Regions from separate parts of the Mus musculus genome. Here region 2 is linked to region 1. The links are chromatin loops, found by intact Hi-C in ENCODE. Cell type or tissue: left cerebral cortex. All regions are shown on one strand.

Region 1 (5,000 bases):
CATTATAGGACAATGACAAAATGAGGCAAAGTCTAAAGGGCAGAAAAAGTCCCATGAAATTCATCTCCTCAGACCTGTCATCAAGAGCTCTGGATGGCTTTCTTTTCCCCTGTGCATTATTTGACACAGTTACAATAGAGGATGCCAATAGGTTTTTTTTTGTTTGTTAGTTTTGTGTTGTTTTGTTTTTTTGGTATTTTTCAAGACAGGGTTTCTCTGTGTAGCCCTGGCTGTCCTCTAACTCAGAGATCCGCCTGCCTCTGCCTCCTCCATGCTGGGATTAAAGGCGTCTAATGTGCCACCACTTGAAAACTTTCAAGATAACTAGAGTCACATGAAGACTGATATCTGTGTCCATGTCTCTCAGTGGTAACACCTTACCAAAGCATATACACATCGCACCCAAAATACTGACACCGATACAACGCACTGGTATTATTTTCACACGGTCTTGTTTCTTGCCTCGTTTTTATGCTGCTTGGGACAAACCCAGGGCCTGGCACATGACAGGGCCACTCTTCCATGGAGTTGCGTATGCCTCGCTGATGTGTTACATCTCCGGTTTTTGAGACAGTAGCTCATGTAGCTCACGGTGGCCCTGAATTCACTCCTGAGGGAGGGGTGGCCTTAAACGGCTGATCCTCCTGCCTCCACCTCGTGAGTGTTAGGATTACACACACAGGTGACGCCAGTCATCCTGCCATTAATGATATTATGAGGAGTTTTGAAGGTTATTCATTTACTTGAGATAGGGTCTCATCCTACAGTACTGACTGTCTAGGAACTCTCTGTAGACCAAACTGGCCTCAAACTTCAAGAGCTCTGCCTGCTTCTGTGCTCCCTACTGCCGGGCTTAGAGGTGTGTGCCGCCAGGACCACCTGATTTTTAACCATTCATTAGTTGACTATATTTTGCTACGAGGTTATCATTGAAGTTTTCAGAGACTTGAGAATAATTTCCAGGCAAAACAAGGACACTAATCCAATAACATGTTATCTAAAAACTGTAGTGGAAACAAAAAAAAAAAAAAAAAAAATGAAGAGAGGAAAAAAAGCCTCTTCCCATAGGAGGAGGAAGGGAAATGGCTTCTCCCAATAGGAAAAGAGGAACTGGGGGCAGCGTAGACTAGGTGGTCCCAGAGCCAAGGGCCTGACAGAGCAAAGAGCAGCACCCGAATTCCAAGATCGAGGGCAGGGCTCCTAAGCTGTAACACTGAGATAACACAGCTGGCCCGGAACCTACAATTCTCTTGTTGTATGTTTGCTTGATTGTTGTTTAAATGTTTTGTTTTTCCCTATTAGCAGTAATAACTCATTATCAATGGTCCCTTCATGGGAGAAAACATTCAGGGCAAGCTCAACTTCTAACACAAAACCATCCACAACTAAGGCAGAAAGCGCTGAGCCACTGCTGTCTGAATTTCCAGACGGATCAGTCATTCCTTGCATGGAGGATGCTCTCACATTTGTTTGTCTAACGAATGCTGAAGTGAATTGAATTCATAATTCTGAACTATAGTATTGAGTACACTCTTATCTGTTTACCACTACTGAGGGTTTGGCTCTGCTCTTGAAATTGCTTTCTGAAAACGCTAAGTTAAATTCTATAAAATTGTAATACCTGAAACAGAAGAAGTTATGCTTATTAAATAATTTGGCTACTAAGGAGATGGCTCATAGAGACAATCTCTTACCGATTAAAGCCTAGTTAAACAAGTGTTAACGGAGTTTTTGGCTTTTGAGAATGCCAGTAAGGCCCTTGAAGGCCCAGCAAGCTCCTTAGAGGAGTGGCTGGTTGTAAGGCATGAAGCCTATTTCAGTCCAAAAACCCACAAGTATATGCCATTCTAAATAGTTTTATTAGACTTAAAATGAATCTCTTCATATAATTACCGATTCTCAATATGCAGAAGGGGTTGTACTGCACATTAAAACTGCTGAACTCATTCCTGACAATTCAGAATTAACCTTGTGATTCATGCAACTGCATCAAACAGTTGCTGAAAGATCTAACTGCACTCTGAAAGAGATGTTTTTAAACAAAAGCGGGATGTGAGGGCTCCCAGAGCTAGACTGCATACGGCTTTACTAGCTTTAAATGCGAGTGAAGGAGGGACAACAGCTGCTAAAAGGCATTGGATTGCGGAAAACCTGCTGAGCTGAGTCAGCCTGTGTACTGCAAGGATGCTGGAGCATTACAACAGAAACCAGCAAAGGTGTCTGGATGGGGCTGCTGTTACCGGTCTGTTTCTCCAGGAGACTAAAAGCTATGGATACCATCGACAGCTCTGCTCCCTGCTGCGCTGCCTGTGGTAACTGTACAGGTAACAGGGACCAACCCTACCTATCAGGCCTATTCCCAACCCCCCTATTAACAGAGGAGTAAGTTGGGGAGATAGTAATATCCTTGTAATGGTTACTGCATCTTCTTGGCTACCTGACCCTTATCACCACCAAGGACCAGCTAAGCCTGTAGGGGAGGGTAAGGAAATTATAAATTATACTGCGGGAGTACAAGGACAACTTTCAAGTGTGGTTATCTACAGTTAATACTACCCAAGACTTATATATATATATATAATTTTATATGCTCCATGCATTTGGTTTTCAGGGACAGGAGATTGGTGTTACTAGTTCCATACATCTGCCATTTTTTAAGATGTATCTGACTGAATACACTGGCAACAGTGTCCAGTGCTCGTTACCATCTCCCACACAGCGGAGATTGGACTCCTCATGGCTTCCCTCAATACTCACTCAGAGTTGAGATGGCAGTATAGTTCGCATAGAAATTAGTTCTACTCTTAATGTTAATTAAATGTCATGGAATTGGGACATCAAGTCCTCTATCAAAATTTAGCAATTCAGTTCAAACAAACTTATAGAAATTAGCAAGTGCGTCTTAAAGCATGGAAAGAAAGGTTAAACATTAATGATGGTAAGCATACTTTATCTTTTAGATTAAATCAGAGTCAACCCTTTGTACATGTATACCAGAACCTTATCTGTTATGGAAAGGGCCTGTACAACGGCACCCTAATAATTAGAGTATCACTTGTGAACATTGTACTCTTTATGCCTGTGTGTTAATTCTAGTATTCTTTAAACATCACTTCTGGCCGGGCGTGGTGGCGCACGCCTTTAATCCCTTGGGAGGCAGAGGCAGGCGGATTTCTGAGTTCCAGGCCAGCTTGGTCTACAGAGTGAGTTCCAGGACAGACAGGGCTACACAGAGAAACCCTGTCTCAAAAAACCAAAAAAACAAAACAAAACCAAAAAACTCCAAAAACATCACTTCTGAAAGTTTATACGTCCTCAGAGTAAGGCCAGCAGTCTGGATACCGACAGTCTGGATGGATGGCTCACAACCATCTGTAATAGGATTGGATGCCCTCTTCTGCTGTTTCTAATGCAGAAGCTCACTGAAGGTATTAAGAACTCGTCGGACGCCTGCGCTGATTACTGCTGGAGTTACGGGAATAATTGCACTAACTGCCACTGTTGCTACAGCTGGACTGGCGCTTCATAACGAAATTCAAATTTCCTTACGCTGATTATATTAGAGACTGGGATAGGCATTCTACAGAACTTTGGACTCAAGAGAATAAAACAGATAGTGAGATTGTTAATGTGATAGCTGATTTGAGACAAGCTGGGATACTAATGGGAGATTCAGTTAGAGATACTGAGAGAGCAAAATCTAAGTGTGCCTGCAATGTTACATCTTACTGTATTACAACTTATAAAGGTTAATGATTTCCAACGGCTCACCCTAACTATCCTCAAGTGATTTATGATTTACAGCGAGAAATGAAGGAAACTTTCTCAAAAAGGCTACCTGAAGTGACAGGAAAGGATATATTTTGGCCTCATTTAACCATAGGCGTTATTTTAATAGATTTCTTGTTCTACTGAAATGTTGTGAGTAGAGTGTAGAAAGGTGCTTGCTGCCAAGCCTGACAGTTATTTCCCAGGACACATAAGATGAAGGCAAAGGACTGAGGCCCAAACTATCTCCATCCACAGGCATGACCACCTTACCCCAGTCTCCAAAGTAAATGCAATACATACATAAATAAATAAAGTCCCTGAGAACAAAGCTAAGAGATACAACACAGATCCAAGATATCAAACAGGAAGAAACCAATTACTGACTGGAGAGCTGTAGTCAGCCATGATGAAGGGATACAACTCCTGGGCTTTTCGGTCAGGAACTTAAGTTCATCACTGAGTTCATTCTGTATTTACTGCTTTGAAAAATCTTGAGATGGGGCTGGAGAGAGGGCTCAGTGGTTAAGAGCACTGACTGCTCTTCCAGAGGTCCTGAGTTCAGTTCCCAGCAATCACATGGTGGCTCACAACCATCTGTAATGGGATCTGATGCCCTCTTCTGGTGTGTCTGAAGACAGCTGCATTGTACTCATATAAATTTTTAAAAAAAGAAAAAGAAAAGAAAAGAAAAGAAAAAGAAATCTTGAGATAGACCAATTCCCACGTCGAGGCAGGCAGATCTCTGAGTTAGAGGCTAGCCTGGTCTACGGTGAGATCCAGGGCAGCCAGGGCTACACAGAGAAAGCCTATCTCAGAGCAACAAGAACCAAACATGACAACAAACTGCAATTTTGTGATGGGTATCTAGCACTTACAACTGGATTTAAATTGATCACAGACTACATAGATCATGAGAAGAAAAACCCTACATTTGAAAGTGGAAAGTAAAAAAAAAAAAAAAAGAAAGAAAGAAAGAAAGAAAGTGGAAAGTTTGGCCTAGAGAGATGGTTAGAGACTTTGTTGCTTGCAGCGGCCCTTGCAGGACCTGGGTTTAGTTCCCAGCACCCACACGGGAGTGGCTCATACAGCCCATAACTCCAGTTCCAGGGACCTGATGCTTTCTTCTGGCCTCCACAGGCACCAGGTACACATACACACGCAGGGAAAACATCCATACACATAAACCAAAAAATAATCTAAACATCATTCTTTAATGTGGAAAAACTTAG
Region 2 (5,000 bases), 340 kb before region 1:
CATTCTCTTTTTTCTTCCTGCAAAAACCACTGTAGGAGCTCTTCAGCCAATTCTGTGTCTTTAGATTCAGAGGCATACTGCATTGCATCCTATTCAGAAGAAACAGAGAAGAACAGAGTTTAACCCACACATGCTGACTTAAACCATCACTGAAAGTTAAACAACAACAATAATGAATGCACTGACTTAAAAGCCACCTTCACAAAAGGGAGTTGAAATGCCAATTCCCATTGCTTGAACAGCCCACCCGCTTACCAACCTTGTAAAGGCTGTCTTTCTTGCACAACTCTACACTCTGTTTCCAGCGATTGTTGCCTTTGAAGAGATAAGCAGCAATTCTTCTGAATTCAATGAGTTCGTGTTTTTCCAAACGCTGAGCAAGTGAGATGTTGTCAAAGTTGTCATAAGCATCTATTGATGTTCGCAGAGCCTTAAGAGACAAAGCCATTCAGAATCAACTAGCAGCTTTCGGTTTGACATTTATGTTCCACAGTTCATTCTGATGGAGGCAGTTAGATGGCAACATGAAATAGAACAATGTAGAGAGAGGATGCAAGCACCACACTACAAAAGTTGTAACCTGTATTCAGATCTCGATCGTCTTTGATCTACTTCTAAAACAATAAATAAAATGCTTAAATGGACTGTACAACTTTCTGAAGGTGCAATTTTCTTTGAGATAAACAGTACTGATACTAACTTAAATGACTATGAAATTGGGAGAAAATGTAATGTAGACAAGCACGTAAGCTGTTAGGAAACTATTCTTACAGACTAGACTTTGAGCCAGGGGTGCTGACACAGAGCTCTAACGAAGCACTCAAGTATGATGTCTGTGAGGGAAGCCTGCGCTACTAGGCAAGTCCCAGCCAGGCCAAGTGAGGGAAAAATCGCAATTAGTAACCTAGACAGTTTCTATTTATGTGTTATCTTTCATAAGAGCAAATTTAAATGACAAATACTAAGACATTAGGCGAGGAAATTAATAAACAGTTAAGTCCACTTAACAGCAGTCAAGTTTATGGACTAATTGAAAAATCAGTGCCTCTTGGATGTGCAATCAGGATGTAAGAGGGGAAGGAAGCACATATTGCATATAAAATATATCTAACTCAAAGAGTGAAACTTGTCATAAAGCTGAACACTTACCCATCCCGAAAACCTTGCTGAATTTAAGGACTAAGCATCCACATGCCTGCTACTTAAAAATTAAGGCTAACAGGGTTCTTTTGTTTGTTTGTTTGTTTTTACCACAGAACATGTCAGTGTTAAAGCTAATCAGAGTCTACTGTTAAGTATTCACAAGAATCCAAAGGTTTTACCTGGTAATCTTCTTCAGTAATAAAGAGGTTGTTCAGTGATTCATTCACAGATTTGTTGTTGTGGTTCTGCACTGAGCGTAAATATGGTTTCACCAGTGGTAGCTGTTTTACCTTTAAAATAAAGTTTGTTAGAAAGGTATCCATGGTTGAGAACTGTATCCAAGTACATCGAAATCCTCACTGTAAAGTTCAGTTTAAAACAGTTACCTTGCTGAAATAATTGACTGCACGAGTGTGATCCAACCGTGGAGACAGCACCATGAGCAAGTCATTTAACAACAAAGGCTTGAATTCTAAGTAGAACTGGATTGCTTTGTAGTACAGTTCCACATTAGCCACCTAAAAATAGAAATGCACATCAGTTTCTATCCAAGGAGCCTTCTCTTTCCACAGTGCACACTTCTGAGTGTATATACCTTGGTGATGATGTCTTTGAACTGCCCTTCCTTCCATGCATCGGTGGGGTGATTCATCATGGTAATGATGGCATTGTCATACTCTTCGTACTTGTCATACAGAAACACCAGCTCTGCCCAGAGATGAGCCTGTTCTGCAGCTCTCAGCACCTGCACCACAAAGTTGCTTTAGATGTAAATATGACTCCTGCAATCAGCCTAACAGGGAAAATGTTTTTTTTTTTTAATTTATTACTATTATTTATTTATTTGGATTTTTTGAGACAGGGCTTCTCTGTGTAGCCCTGGCTGTTTTTTTTTTTTTAATTTATTACATTTATTTATTTATTTATTTATTTATTTATTTATTTATTTATTTATTTGGATTTTTCGAGACAGGGCTTCTCTGTGTAGCCCTGGCTGTCCTGGAACTCACTCTGTAGACCAGGCTGGCCTTGAACTCAGAAACCCGCCTGCCTCTGCCTCCCAAGTGCTGGGATTAAAGGCGTGTGCCACCACGCCCAGCGAAAATGGTATTTTAAATTATTAGAGCTAATCAGTGGTGAAGACTGGTTGGTTACCTTAGGAATATTCACTCTCGACCAGAACAACTCCAGGTGTTCTCTCATTTTCTGTGGCTTGAATTTAGAATACAAAATAGCTAGCTCTGTGAACATTCCCATGTGAGCTCGCTCCAGTCCCAAGGCTGCCTCCAACATGGTGATGAGTTCTTCAAAATATCCACGATCCTACATAAAGAAAAAATGCAATTAGAGGAGAGAATATGTGTACGAAGGTTTCAATTCACATAAAGGCCTGGTGTCGTTACCTGATAGTAGTTGATAAGCTCCTCTAATTCATCTGCATGCACCACAATATGGAGTCCACACATCTGAGCAAGGCGGAACTCTTTCCCATCTACACAGGCAAAGCAGACCTAGAATAAACATTTTCCACTATGAGAACCCAAGTATAAATATGTGCAATTATTTCAACTCAACAGAAAAGAAAAAACAGTACAACGGTACAAGAGAAAAAAAAATCAAACAAAATGTTAATTCATCATTCAAACTTGGGTTTAGATTACCTCTTTCCATGTTCGAGTACTATTAGCTTTTCTGGCACCATCAACTGCTGCCTGATACTCGCCAAGGTGAACAAGGGTAGATGCCAAGCGTCCAAAGTTAGAAACATTATTGTACAACAACTTAGCAGCATCATACATTTTTTCATCATAACAACGGTCACCAACCTAAGGAGGAAAAGCAATCCATGATCAGTAAAACACAGGTTTCAGCCTAATCCCTTTTCCAAATTCTTATCTTACTACAAAGGAACAGATGGGTTTAGTTGAATATGCTGTAAAATTCAGCACCCAGAAGTTGAGGCAGGAGTAACAAATACCCATTCTTCATGCCACTGAATTTTGTATCTCAAAAATTACAAATAAAATGAATGAACATACACACACTCTATCTCCTAAGAACAGTTTAATTTCATAGCCCTAAAATATTGATTCAGCCAGGGTGATAAAATTACTCAATCATTGAACTTTCATGTGTTAAAATGTGGAACTCAGTTGGAAAGTGCTTGCCTTGCAAACAATAGGATGTGAGTTAATTAATACCTATGACCCACAAATTCAGGTGTTGCATGTGCTTGGAATCCCAGCACCAAACTAGTGGTAGATCAGTCCCTTGTGCTTGCTGGCCAGCTAGCTTAAACTACTTAGTGAGACTTTTGCCAACAAGAGACCCTGTCTTTTCTCCTAAGTAGATAATTCCTGAGGAATAAAAACAAGAGCCTGTCTTCTGGCCTTCACATGCACTTTGATGCAAGCATCCCACTGAAAACAGACAGACAGACGGACACACATGCACAGGAACTGGGGGGCAAATTAAACAGGAAACCCACTTGCTGAATATGAGCATTATTTGGCCCATTGATGAACTCTTCTAATTCTGCAAGGCGGTTTGTTTTAGCCAGTGCAAATATCAATTCTGTCTCCACATAGGACTCTCGAGCCTTCTTGCGTGCCATCTGCAAATACTTCACCAATTCTTCCCAGTTTCCTAAATAAAGAGAAAAATAAGTCCATAAACTAGCACCCTTGTTTTATATTTCCAAGCAAATATGTTAGATGTGCTATTAGTTCCCCCTGACAATTTTTTTTGAGTGTCATGCTATCTAAACAGCCTACGCAGTCCAAGAGTTTAAGGCATCCTGCCTCACTGGCAGGTGTACATCACCACACCAGCTTAACTCCTTTTTCAAAGAGACATTACTTAGAATGGCAAATATAAAGTGGATATACTTAAAAGTATAAAAATACATATCTATATTATTATTGCCCCGAAACTGCTTGATACTTCTGCCCACTTTAAAGTTATATTCCAGAGCTCTATCAGGATTTTATCAGACCTCAAAACAAAATGAACTTTCTCCAGAGACTTTCTAAACTCAGTCAGTCTAGATCAAGATGCTGGGCTAAAAGCTTTCACACGTAACCAGGGAGTGTCTGACCTCTATACAATTAAAACTTAAACACCTTAATGCTTGGCTTAGTGATTTTTTGGAGGTCTCAGGACATAAAGACAAGAAGTCTTACCGCTGGCATTGGCAGCCTGGACAACTTCCATGTAAGATGAAGGATCATCTGCTTTGATGTAAGAATCAATGGCTTCCTTCACCATTCCTTTCTGCAACTGAGCTTTTGCAAGTTGACTCCAAACAGCAGGCTCATTGCAGCGTTCAGCAAACTCATATGCACGATCCAGGTTTCCAATATGTTCAATCAACACCTGGGCAATATTTTTGAATTGGTGTTACTGTAAAATGGATCTCACCCAACATAGTTACATTTAAACGGATAGCATTTTATGATTACTCTACTGTGATAGCAATCTGTGCATACTCTCACAAGAAAACGCATTCTTTGCATCAAGAGAAGACATTATTGTCAATATCTCAATTCATGTAATTTCAAGATTTACCTGCACTGCTGAAGTATTGACATCAAACTTCCGGAAAATAGCAAATGCCTCTTCAAACAGCTCATTGCTGATGGCAATGTTGGCAATATCTGGAGCATCATAATTATCCAGGCGGTTAATATACTCCATAACACGTGTTCGGTCAGCCTTAATTGCAGTGAGGATGAGGAGATTTTGCAGATTCCTTAAGAAACCAAGACATTCAAGCACAATGTCATCAAAGAGTCATCAATGGTGAGGAAACACCACTGTGACACTAGAGGGTTATTTGTCTCAAGGGTCAGGGTGAG

The links. Hi-C counts contacts between places; a loop is a spot of excess contacts. Peaks named below come from ENCODE experiments on the same cell type or tissue, not always from the same donor. Only the 100,000 strongest peaks of a DNase experiment are listed, where the experiment ranks them.
Region 2: a loop joins it to region 1, with 2.1 times the contacts of the local background. A loop is called at or near these places in 2 of 42 quality-filtered maps.

The regions. Positions count from the first base shown.
Region 1 is chr11:87,045,964-87,050,963 of GRCm38, forward strand. All of the region lies in intron 4 of Gdpd1 (glycerophosphodiester phosphodiesterase domain containing 1), which reads right to left. Among named protein-coding and RNA genes, the nearest start is that of Gdpd1, 26 kb to the right of the region's middle. In left cerebral cortex, no CTCF peak of the experiment used is centred here; a DNase peak (open chromatin) is centred at 2,155.
Region 2 is chr11:86,702,342-86,707,341 of GRCm38, forward strand. It overlaps Cltc (clathrin, heavy polypeptide (Hc)), which reads right to left. Exons shown (of 32, transcript NM_001003908.2): 20 at 4,711-4,894; 21 at 4,326-4,518; 22 at 3,632-3,789; 23 at 2,805-2,969; 24 at 2,547-2,654; 25 at 2,299-2,466; 26 at 1,739-1,888; 27 at 1,530-1,661; 28 at 1,323-1,433; 29 at 260-430; 30 at 1-89. Among named protein-coding and RNA genes, the nearest start is that of Ptrh2, 21 kb to the left of the region's middle. In left cerebral cortex, no CTCF peak of the experiment used is centred here; no DNase peak of the experiment used is centred here.